2 separate regions of the Homo sapiens genome follow, and region 2 is linked to region 1. A link is a loop called in an ENCODE intact Hi-C map of the cell type or tissue named here. Cell type or tissue: ascending aorta. All regions are shown on one strand. Each heading gives the region's core, and the rest is flanking DNA. Links, peaks and the distances in the headings are about the cores only.

Region 1 (8,038 bases), core at 4,282-6,781:
TGAAAGCAACAGAAGTTAAAAAAGACAAGGAGGTACATTATATAATGATAAAAGAAAGAACTATTTCAACAGGAAAATATCACAATCCTAAATATATAAGCACCTAACGCTGGAGGTCCCAAATTTACAAAACAATTACTACTAGACCTAAGAAATGAGATAGACAGCAATACAACAATAGTAGGAGACTTCAATACTCCACTGACAGCACTAGACAGGTCATCAAGACAGAAAGTCAACAAAGAACCAATGGATTTAAACTACAGCCTACAACAAATGGACTTACTGGATATTTATAGAACATTCTACCCAACAACTGCAGAATATACATTCTGTTCATCAGCACATGGAACATTCTCTAAGGTAGACCATACGATAGGTGAAAAAACAAGTCTCAATAAATTTAAGAAAATTGAAATTATGGCAAGTACTCTCTCAGACCACAGTGGAATAAAATTTGAAATAAACTCCAAAAGGAACCCTCAAAACCACGCAAATACATGAAAATTAAATTATCTGCTCCTGAATGGTCACTGGGCCAACAGTGAAATCAAGATGGAAATTAAAAAGTTATTTGAACTGAATGATAATAGTGTTACAACCTATCACAACCTCTGGGATACAGCAAAGTGATACCAGGAGGAAAGTTCATAGCATTCATTAAATGTCCACATCAAAAAGATTGAAAGAGCACAAATAGACAGACAATCTCAAGTCACACCTCAAGGAGCTAGAGAAACAGTAACAAACCAAACCCAAACCCAGCAGAAAAGAAATAACCAAGATCAGAGCAGAACTAAATGAAATTGAAACAAAAAAATACAAAAGATAAATTTTAAAAAGCTGTTTCTTTGAAAAATAATATTGATAGACCATTGACAAGATTAACCATGAAAAGAAGACGGACGATCCAAATAAGCTCAATTAGAAATGAAATGGGAAGAATTACAACCAATACCACAAAAATACAAAAGATCATTCAAGGCTACTATGAACAAGTTTTTGTGCATAAACTAGGAAACCTAGAGGAGATGGATAAATTCTTGGAAAGATACACCTGGCCTAGATTAAACCAGGAAGTAATAGAAACTCTGAAGAGACCAATAACAGCCCTGGACCAGACGGATTCACAGCTGAATTCTATGAAACATTCAAAGAAGAATTGGTACCAATCCTATCGACACTATTCCAAATGATAGAGAAAGAGAGAATCTTCCTTAAGTCATTCTATGAAGCCAGTGTCACCCTAATACCAAACCAGGAAAGGACATAACAAAAAAAGAAAACTACAGACCAGTATCTCTGATGAACATAGATACAAAAATTCTCAAAAAAATACTAGTGACGTGAATCCAACAGTATATCCAAAAGATAATCCACCATGAAAAGTGGGTTTCATACCAGGGACGCAGGGAAGGTTTAACATATACAAGTCAATAAATGTGAGACCAGTCATAAACAGAATTAAAAACAAAAATCACATGATCATGTCAATAGATGCAGAAAAAGCATTTGACAAAATCTAGCATGCTTTCTGATTAAAACCCTCAGCAAAATCGGCATAAAAGGGATATACCTTAAGGTAATAAAAGCCATTGACAACAAACCCACAGCCAACATAATACTGAATGGGGAAATTTGAAAGCCTTCCCCTGAGAAATGGAACAAGACAAGGGTGCCCACTTTCACCACTTTTATTCAATACAGTACTGCAAGTCTTAGAGCAATCGGATAAGAGAAAGAAATAAAGGGCATCCAAACCAGTAAAGAGGAAGTCAAACTGCTACTGTTTGCTGATGACATGATCGTATACATAGAAAACCCTAAAGACTCATCCATAAAGCTCCTAGAACTGGTAAATGAATTCAGCAAAGTTTCAGGATGTACACAAATCAGTAGCCCTGCTATATACCAACAGTGACCAAGCTGAGAATCAAATCAAGAACTCAACCCCTTTTACAATAGCTGCAAAAAAAATTTAAATACTTTAGAATATTCCTAACAAAGGAGGTGAAATACTTCTACAAGGAAAACTACAAAACACTGCTGAAAAAATCATAGATGACACAAACAAATGGAAACACATCTCCTGCTCATGAATGGGTAGAATCAATATTGTGAAAATGAACATACTGCCACAAGCAATCTGCAAATTTATTGAAATTCCCATCAAAATAGCACTGTCATTCTTCACAGAACTAGTAAAAACAATCTAAAATGCATATGGAACCAAAAAGTCCCCACATAGCAAAAGCAAGACTAAGGGAAAAGAACAAACCTGGAAGCATTACATTACCCAACTTCAAATTATACTATAATGCTATAGTCACTAAAACAGCATGGTACTCGTATAAAAACAGGCTTGTAGACCAATGGAACAGAATAGAGAACTCAGAAATAAACCCAGATACTTACAGCCAACTGATCTTTGACAAAGCAAACAAAAACGTAAAGTGGGGAAAGGACACCCTATTCAACAAATGGTGCTGGGATGGTTGGCAAGCCACATGTAGAAGAATGAAACAGGATCCTCATCTCTTAACTTACACAAAAATCAACTCAAGCTGGATCAAAGACTTATATCAAATACCTGAAATCATAAAAACTCTAGAAGATAACATTGGAAAAACCCTTCTAGACATTGGTTCAGGCAGAGACTTATGACCAAAAACCCAAAAGCAAATGCAACAAAAACAACGATAAATAGATGAGACTTAATTAAACTAAAAAGCTTCTGCACAGCAAGAGAAATAATTAGCAGATTAAGCAGACAACCCACAGAGTGGGAGAAAATCTTGGCAATCTATACATCTGACAAAGGACTAATATCAATAATCTACAAAGAACTCAAACAAATCAGCAAGAGAAAAACAAACAATCCCATTCAAAAGTGGGCTAAGGATGTGAGTAGGCAATTCTCAAATGAAAATAAACAAATGGCCAACAAACATATGAAAAAATGCTCAATATCGCTAATGATCAGGGAAATGCAAATCAAAACCACAATGTGATGCCTTCCTACTACTTCAAGAATGGCCATAATCAAAAAATCAAAAAATAATACTTGTTGGTGTGGATACAGTAAACAGGGAACACTTTGACACCGTTGGTTGGAATGTAAACTAGTGCAACCACTATGGAAAAAAGTGAGGGGATTCCTTAAAGAACTAAAAGAAAATCTACCATTTGATCCGGCAATTCCATTACTTGGTATCTACCCAGAGGAAAAGAAGTCATTATAAGAAAGAGATACTTGCACACGCATGTTTATAGTAGCACAATTCACAATTGCAAGAATATAGAGTCAGCCCAAATGCCCACCGATCATTGACTAGATAAAACACATACACACACAAACACTATGGAATACTACTCAGCCATAAAAAGGAACTAAATAATGGCACTGGCAGCAAGATGGGTGGAATTGGAGACCATTATTCTAAGTGAAGTAACTCAGGAATGAAAAACCAAATATCATATTTTCTCACTCATAAGTAGGAGATGAGCTATGAGGACACAAAGGCAAAAGAATGATACAATGGACTTTGAGGATTCAGTGATAAGGGTGGGAGGGAGGTCAGGGATAAAACCTAGTCACTATGTACAGTGTACATTGCTCAAGTTATGGGTGCACCAAAATCTCAGAAATCACCACCAAAGAACTTATTCATGTGACCAAACACCACCTGTTCCCCCAAAACCTATTGAAATAGAAAAAATAAATAAATAAAAGTAAAAAACCTGTTATCAATCCCAAAATAAAATTATCAGTTACCCCCCAAAAAGGATTTATCAAGAAAGATGAGATGGAATTGAAAGGTATATATGCAATCAACAGTATGGACAAATAATATTGAATACATTTTTTCCCTTTCATACACCCTTTTATTCATTTTTCTGTTTAATCATCTCTCGCATATGGAGACCTAGCATTTAAGGGAATTATAGCCACTACCACCTTGTTTTCAAGGCCATAATGAATTTGGAAATGTGGTATCCACTTATGAGCTTCCATCACATTTTGAGCATATGGCTCCATGAAATACCGAAAGCACTTTGGGATAAACTCCATACAGTCAGGAGATCTTTCTTAATACCATCTGGCAACTACTCTGTGCTTACTCTTTGTCCCACCTTCTAAACGTTTAGATGGGCAGGTGGGAAGAGCAGTTGCCACATTATTGAAAGCCAGTGTTCTAGTATCAGAGGGCCATAGCAGGCCCTCTGGAGCAACATCTGGAATGTCCACAGGTAACCCTGTCAATCTCTGGGGATCACAGGGCATCACTTTCCTCTACTTCTCTCTCTATGTGTGTCTCTGCAAGCCAACCTGATTCTATATTACATTTTCACAAAGTACCATATTCTAAATTTAGCTTATCCAGGGAGATGATATACTTGATTCACTTTGGGGGAGTGATCCTCTGCCTGGTAGGCAGAATAATGGCCCTCAAAGAAGTCCGCTCCCAATCCCTGGAATCTAGAAATATGTTGCTTTACAGGGCAAAAATGGATTTTGTAGATATGATTCAGTTAAAGGTCTTGGGATGGGAAGATTAGCTTGGATTATCCAGGTGAACCTAATCTAATCTTATGGCTTCTTAAAATTGATGAGCTTTTCCAGGCTGAGATCAAAGACGGAGATGTGCCTACCCGCAGATCCTAGATGGCCATGTTTGCAACAGAGGTGTGTTAATTTTCTATTGCTGACGTAACAAATTACCACAAGCTCTCTTGGAAGGTTAGTGGAAGGCAAGGATTGGCATCTCTAATATAATTATACAGGTAATGATGAGCAGTGCGAAGATGTGACTCCAAAGCCTGGAGAAGGACAGACCAGCATCCCTGCAAGAGATCCAACTGTCTTCTTTTCCGCAGAGGTCCATAATTTACATGGGCCTGACAAAGAATACTGTAACTTGCAGAAATTATCTTCAGTTCAAATCCTTCATTTTGGGGGTTAAATAACTTGGTAAGATAATGAGATTAATATTATTGTAAAGATTGCTAGAAAGAATTGTAACAGTTCATGTATGTGCATAAATAACAACCTTAAAGCATGTTTTGGGATGAGGTGCAAAATGAAAATTGGGAGAGGGACTTTAGTAGCAGTAAACAGAACTTGAGAATGGAATAGATGCATACTCTATAGCACACTGCAATAAATAGAATACATTTTAAGTTCCTAGAGAAATTTTTGAAAATGCCACATTCAAAGCCATCAATCCCTACTCAATTAGCATTTCATTTTGATTTTGGTACTGAAGCCCAAGATGTCGAGGGAGCGGAAATACTTGCTGGTCTTGCAGCGGCTGTGGAGCCTGGAATCCTGCCAAGAAGAGCATGTGTGAGAGATCAAAATGTTTGCTTACATTCCTCCTGTGAAGGGAGTTGGGAAATAACCTAAGAAGCCCAATCCAAAAACAAAGATGTACCATCCAGTCTTCTCTGTGAGAACCAAACTACAAACCATCTGAATGTTCCAAAAGTGTTTTGATGATGTATTGATGTATTTTAAATTATCCTGAAAATGTTCTTGGCAGATGCTTAAACATGTAATTACTGAGATGATGTAGAAATACCAAGTGTTTATTAAAACAATACAGAGTAATACAAATGGTATGTTTGTCGCAATATAAAAGTATCTAAAAATTAAAGAGTTCTTTAATGGTGGAGATTGTTTTCCTTTTTGAAGTTAAAATATAAATTTTTGTAAAAAGCACAAATTATTACTATTTATAGCTAACATTTATGGAGTGCTGACTATGCTCATTTTTGAGCATACATTGCCTCATTTAGTGCAATGTTTAGCATTAACTTATGAGGTAAATGCCATTGCCATGCACATTGTACAGATGAAGACATTGAGGTTTAGAGAGATTGCATCAATTTCCCAATGTAACACAGCTAGTGGTGGGGCCAGGATTCCACGAAGCCTAACTCTAGAGTTTAATAACCTAAAGAATAATAGGTAATATCCTTGCCACTCTCAGCATGTGCCAGTTGCTGTTCCAAATGGTTGGTTCAAATTATGTACTCATGTAAACCTCAGAATAACTCTATGAGGTAGGTTCTACTATTATTTTCATAGACACATATTTTATATGTCTATGTCAGCTTTAAAGCCACTTTTGAGTTTTTTAGCATATTTTTGAGAACACGTCAACTTTATTTCCGTTTAAATTGCTTGAGACACACCATGATTGTTGATACAGTCTCTGGAAATTTTATTCCCAGCTGCGTATCTCTCTGGAGCCTTTGACTTACTCCCATGTGGGCGGGAGGTGCTTTGCCTCTGGCCACACCTGCCATCCTGGAGCCTCCTCACCCTAGTCCTGGGGAATCCCTTCCCTCTCCCCAGGGTGAGAGCATCAGCTTGTCAGATATCACACCTTTCTTTGAATCATCAGTTTGGGGGCACTTCATTAGTTATCGTCTGGAGAAAAGGTACACCACGGCATAAATTTATTGAGATCTTTTATGTTTCTATTGGATTTCTACTCTGCTGTGATGATTTTCAATTCTCAATTGCCCTCTTGGGCCCCAGAGTGCTGGCAGCTGGGCATGTGTCTTCTGCACGGAAACTTCCAAAATCATCCTTTGAAAAATCTGACCAGCCCAAGAGAAAATACCCACCCTTACTGACATTATATTCCCCAGCAATTAATCCCACCAGAGAGTTCTATAGCAAATCTCACATGACACAGATGCCACCCATGTATTCAGAGCTTCCCGATAGCTCGTTAGTGCCCCATCCTGCAACAGAAGACAACCAAGATCATCAGAAATGTGGAGTGATTCCAGCTTTGTAATAGGAAAGATAGAAACAAAGCAAAGAAAAAAGAAGTTAGAAGAAATAATCCATGAAGTGAAAAAATACAAAATGTTTTTAAAAGCTGTTATTATTTACAAAGAGAAAAGATATATGCATGAAAGAAGACTATGATATCATAAAAAAAAAAAAAAAATCTCTTGAGAATTGAGCGCAGGCGCGGTGGCTCACGCCTGTAATCCCAGCGCTTTGGGAGGCCGAGGCGGGCGGATCACGAGGTTAGGTAATCGAAACCATCCTGGTTAACACGGTGAAACCCCGCCTCTACTAAAAATACACACACAAAAAATTAGCCGGGCATGGTGGCGCGCGCCTGTAGTCCCAGCTGCTCGGGAGGCTGAGGCAGGAGAATGGCGTGAACCCGGGAGGTGGAGCTTGCAGTGAGACGAGATATCGCGCCACTGCACTCCAGCCTGGGCCAGAGCGAGATTCCGTCTCAAAAAAAAAATCCAATTATAAGCGTCTTGGGAGAAAAAAGGCAAAATCCAGGACTACCCAGGTAACCAAGTAACTCCAAAAGCTTGTTTGCATTAATCTTGCGAGTCTATAGCCAAAAATCTATTTGACCTTATAATAATTTCATGTTTAATAGCTCTGAAAGTTTTCTATTAAGGCCTAGGAGAATTTTCTTATATCCAGACTTATATGTCTGCCATTGATAATCTTAGGTTCCTGAATGATCCAGTAAGAAAAACATTTCTTTTTTTTTTTTTTTTTTTTTTGAGACGGAGTCTCGCTCTGTCGCCCAGGCTGGAGTGCAGTGGCGGGATCTCGGCTCACTGCAAGCTCCGCCTCCCGGGTTCACGCCATTCTCCTGCCTCAGCCACCCAAGTAGCTGGGACTACAGGCGCCCGCCACTACGCCCGGCTAATTTTTTGTATTTTTAGTAGAGACGGGGTTTCACCGTAAGAAAAACATTTCTATGACTCTATGAGTAATATCATCCCAAGGCTTTAGAGGTGGCTGTGATAGTTTATATTATTTTGACCTTTATGTGGTCAGTTTTTTTTTTTAAGTGATTAAAATCTCAATTACAGTACCTTTAAATTAGTTCACAATTACATATACATGTTGGCAGCTAGAATCTTTCATTACTGTTTCTTTATGAGGTAAAAAAGTAATAAAGTCATAAATCTCATCATAACTGACAATATTGATGTCAAGCTCCTACAAATGATTAAAGAATGCGATTGACATTCTTGAAGA
Region 2 (2,500 bases), core at 1-2,500, 95 kb before region 1:
ACTTAAATACTTTCAGGATTATGTATTTTATTAGCTAGAAATAAAACAAAATGCAGAGGGGAAGGAGATGCTTTACAAATTCCTGAAAGCCTCTTCAATTATCAGTATACAGCTTCTGCAGCAGGGACGACCCTTCTTCTACTCCCAAGCCAATACACCCTTTCTCTTGGTCTCAAACACACAGACATAAAATTTATGTGGGCAGTTTACCATTTTCCAGTTTTCATTAATTCAACTGCTTCATTGATTTTATCAAGATTCAGAGTATGAGTAATTAGTGGATCTAGATTCAACTTCTCTGCCATATAATCAGCAACCAGTTTAGGGATGTGCTGTCTGCTCTTCCAGCCTGGAAATACAGATTAATGATGAATTTTACACATGAGGCTTCATTATAAAGGAAAGGTCATTCAAAGTAACTGCTGAAGTTGTTGGCTTTGACTGAGAAAATCTAAGCCTGTCCCGTTTACTTGCCTCAATCATCAGGAGAATGCCTACCCCAACCACACACATTATATAGAGGGCTGTGTTCCTAAAGGAGACTTCTGGTACTACAGAGGAGAATTAATTCAAAGCAGATAGAATGTGGACCTTGCCTTGAGTGTTCCTGGTGTCATGTTGCAATCTCTGGGGAGCAGTGAATCTATATCTAATGTATAACAAAGGCCAAGGTCTTGGGAATCATGGAAAGAAGCAATTCAAATGTTAAATATAGCACATTTTTTTGTGTGTGCATTCCCTCATGTGTATGTTTTGATCTGCCACTTCATAAAAGAGTCAAATAGCTTAAAGGAAAAGAAGAACTCTCACTGTGGCAGCAGTCCCAGTGAAAGCTCTTGGGAAAAGAATGTGTACAAAGCAATATAAGAATAAAATGTGCTTTCTGGAAGTAAGAATTGAACAAGCAAAGATGGAGTTAGCTAAGGTAAGATGTAGTTTAGCATTGTATTTTCTCTATTCCCGTGATTTTCAAGAAACACATTAAATTTAGCACTGTGCTAAGTGCCACGCTCAGTGAGTTACCACACAGACTTTGGCAGTCTGCTCATTGCTAGAAAGGGTGGGTGTGGTGTAATTGTGCAAAGTATAATGTGGCGTAATCTGCTTAGTGTTCTATGCGGATTATTCTGTGATAGGATCTTGACAATTACTTGCTTTTCTTGGTTCTAGCTTAGGTTAGGCTCCCCAACTTCTTCTCCAAACTACCACAAACTCTTCTAATAGATTTATTTTTAATTTAAGTTTGTTTCTGTTATGTGTAACCAAGAATACTAATTACTGTTCTATGTCATGACATGAAGGGCCAGTGTATATTTCTATTTGTTTTTATATTTTGATTGGTGATCTGATAAAACATTTTTACATCTATGTCAACCCTCCACTTTTTTTCTTATTTCAACCAAATGACATAGGAAAGAAAATTCTAGGACCACAGACGGGACTAGGCAGTGTTTCTCAACAAGGGCACTACTGGCATTTTGGGTGGGGAACATTCTTTCTTTTGCACATTGTGGGAGGTTTAGCAGGACTGTCCAACACCTGTTAAATGCTATTGTTGATTGAAAATCATTGAACCAGAGGACTATACTATTTGTGGAATAAACTAATTTACATTAATGATCACTATATGAGTGCTAGAGTGGCCAGTGAATTAGTTTCATTCACTGAGGGTTTTAAGAATATTGGTAATCTTATTTTTATAAGACTTAGCTGAGTATGTGTATTTTGAATTAACATTATCATCTATAAATACAATAGAGAGAAATGGCAATGGATGTATTCAATGATCTTAAATAGAAGAACTGAAATTACAGTTCTTCTATTTAATAGATTATATATATAACTGGATTATTACTTTTTTTTTTTTGCTGGTCCTGCCATGTATCTACTCTTTATAAATGAATTAGGTAAGGCTTCTAATATCTGTAATAACATGCTGCCATAGCTTACTTGGGGACTACAGACAGCTCACTTGTGCAAGTAATTCAGGCACTCCTCTAATTCTCATCTCTTTTTGCCCAGGCATTCAGATTGCCCAGAGTTTCTGGATAAATACATTTCTTCGTAAATTTCAGATTTCTTGCTTATGAGCCCAGAATCTTAAGCAGATTTATTTAATTTAGTTTGTCTTCTACTTTTTCAATAAAATAGTCTTCTAAAGTCTATAAAAATGTTCCAGGACAGGTAAAAAACAGAAAATCAAAGGATTCTATAAGATATTTTTCCTCTGGGTAAAATAATTCTTATTTTTTTTAATCAATAGTATTTCTTTTAAATCAAGAATCCATTGTGTTTAATATATTTGAGTTGGTAGCGTGACAACTCATTTGTTTGGGATAAGATTTTACATGAGTTGAACAATGACAACTAATGGCTAAGTATATTCTCCAAAGAATCCCAGCTGGCAGGTGTATAATTTCGCTGAAGTGTAGTTATAGATTACAATATTGCCTTCTTTTCAATTTAGAGTTTGCTTTAAATGTTGGACACTGGATTCTTT

What was found. A loop is a pair of places that touch in the nucleus more often than their neighbours do. Peaks named below come from ENCODE experiments on the same cell type or tissue, not always from the same donor. Only the 100,000 strongest peaks of a DNase experiment are listed, where the experiment ranks them.
Region 2: it touches region 1 in a loop (5-fold over the local background); 8 of 110 quality-filtered maps call a loop at or near these places.

The regions. Positions count from the first base shown.
Region 1 is chr4:99,295,684-99,303,721 of GRCh38, forward strand. LOC100507053 (a long non-coding RNA gene) reads left to right here. Exons shown (of 10, transcript NR_037884.1): 8 at 4,616-4,687; 9 at 4,786-4,972; 10 at 5,268-5,673. Among named protein-coding and RNA genes, the nearest start is that of ADH1A, 8.7 kb to the left of the region's middle. In ascending aorta, for the core only: no CTCF peak of the experiment used is centred there; DNase peaks (open chromatin) are centred at 5,328, 5,928 and 6,248; H3K27ac peaks cover 2,500 bases.
Region 2 is chr4:99,204,715-99,207,214 of GRCh38, forward strand. It overlaps ADH6 (alcohol dehydrogenase 6 (class V)), which reads right to left. Exons shown (of 9, transcript NM_001102470.2): 8 at 211-349. All of the region lies in intron 4 of LOC100507053 (a long non-coding RNA gene), which reads left to right. Among named protein-coding and RNA genes, the nearest start is that of ADH6, 13 kb to the right of the region's middle. RefSeq lists an enhancer at 352-853. In ascending aorta, for the core only: no CTCF peak of the experiment used is centred there; a DNase peak (open chromatin) is centred at 1,037; H3K27ac peaks cover 2,500 bases.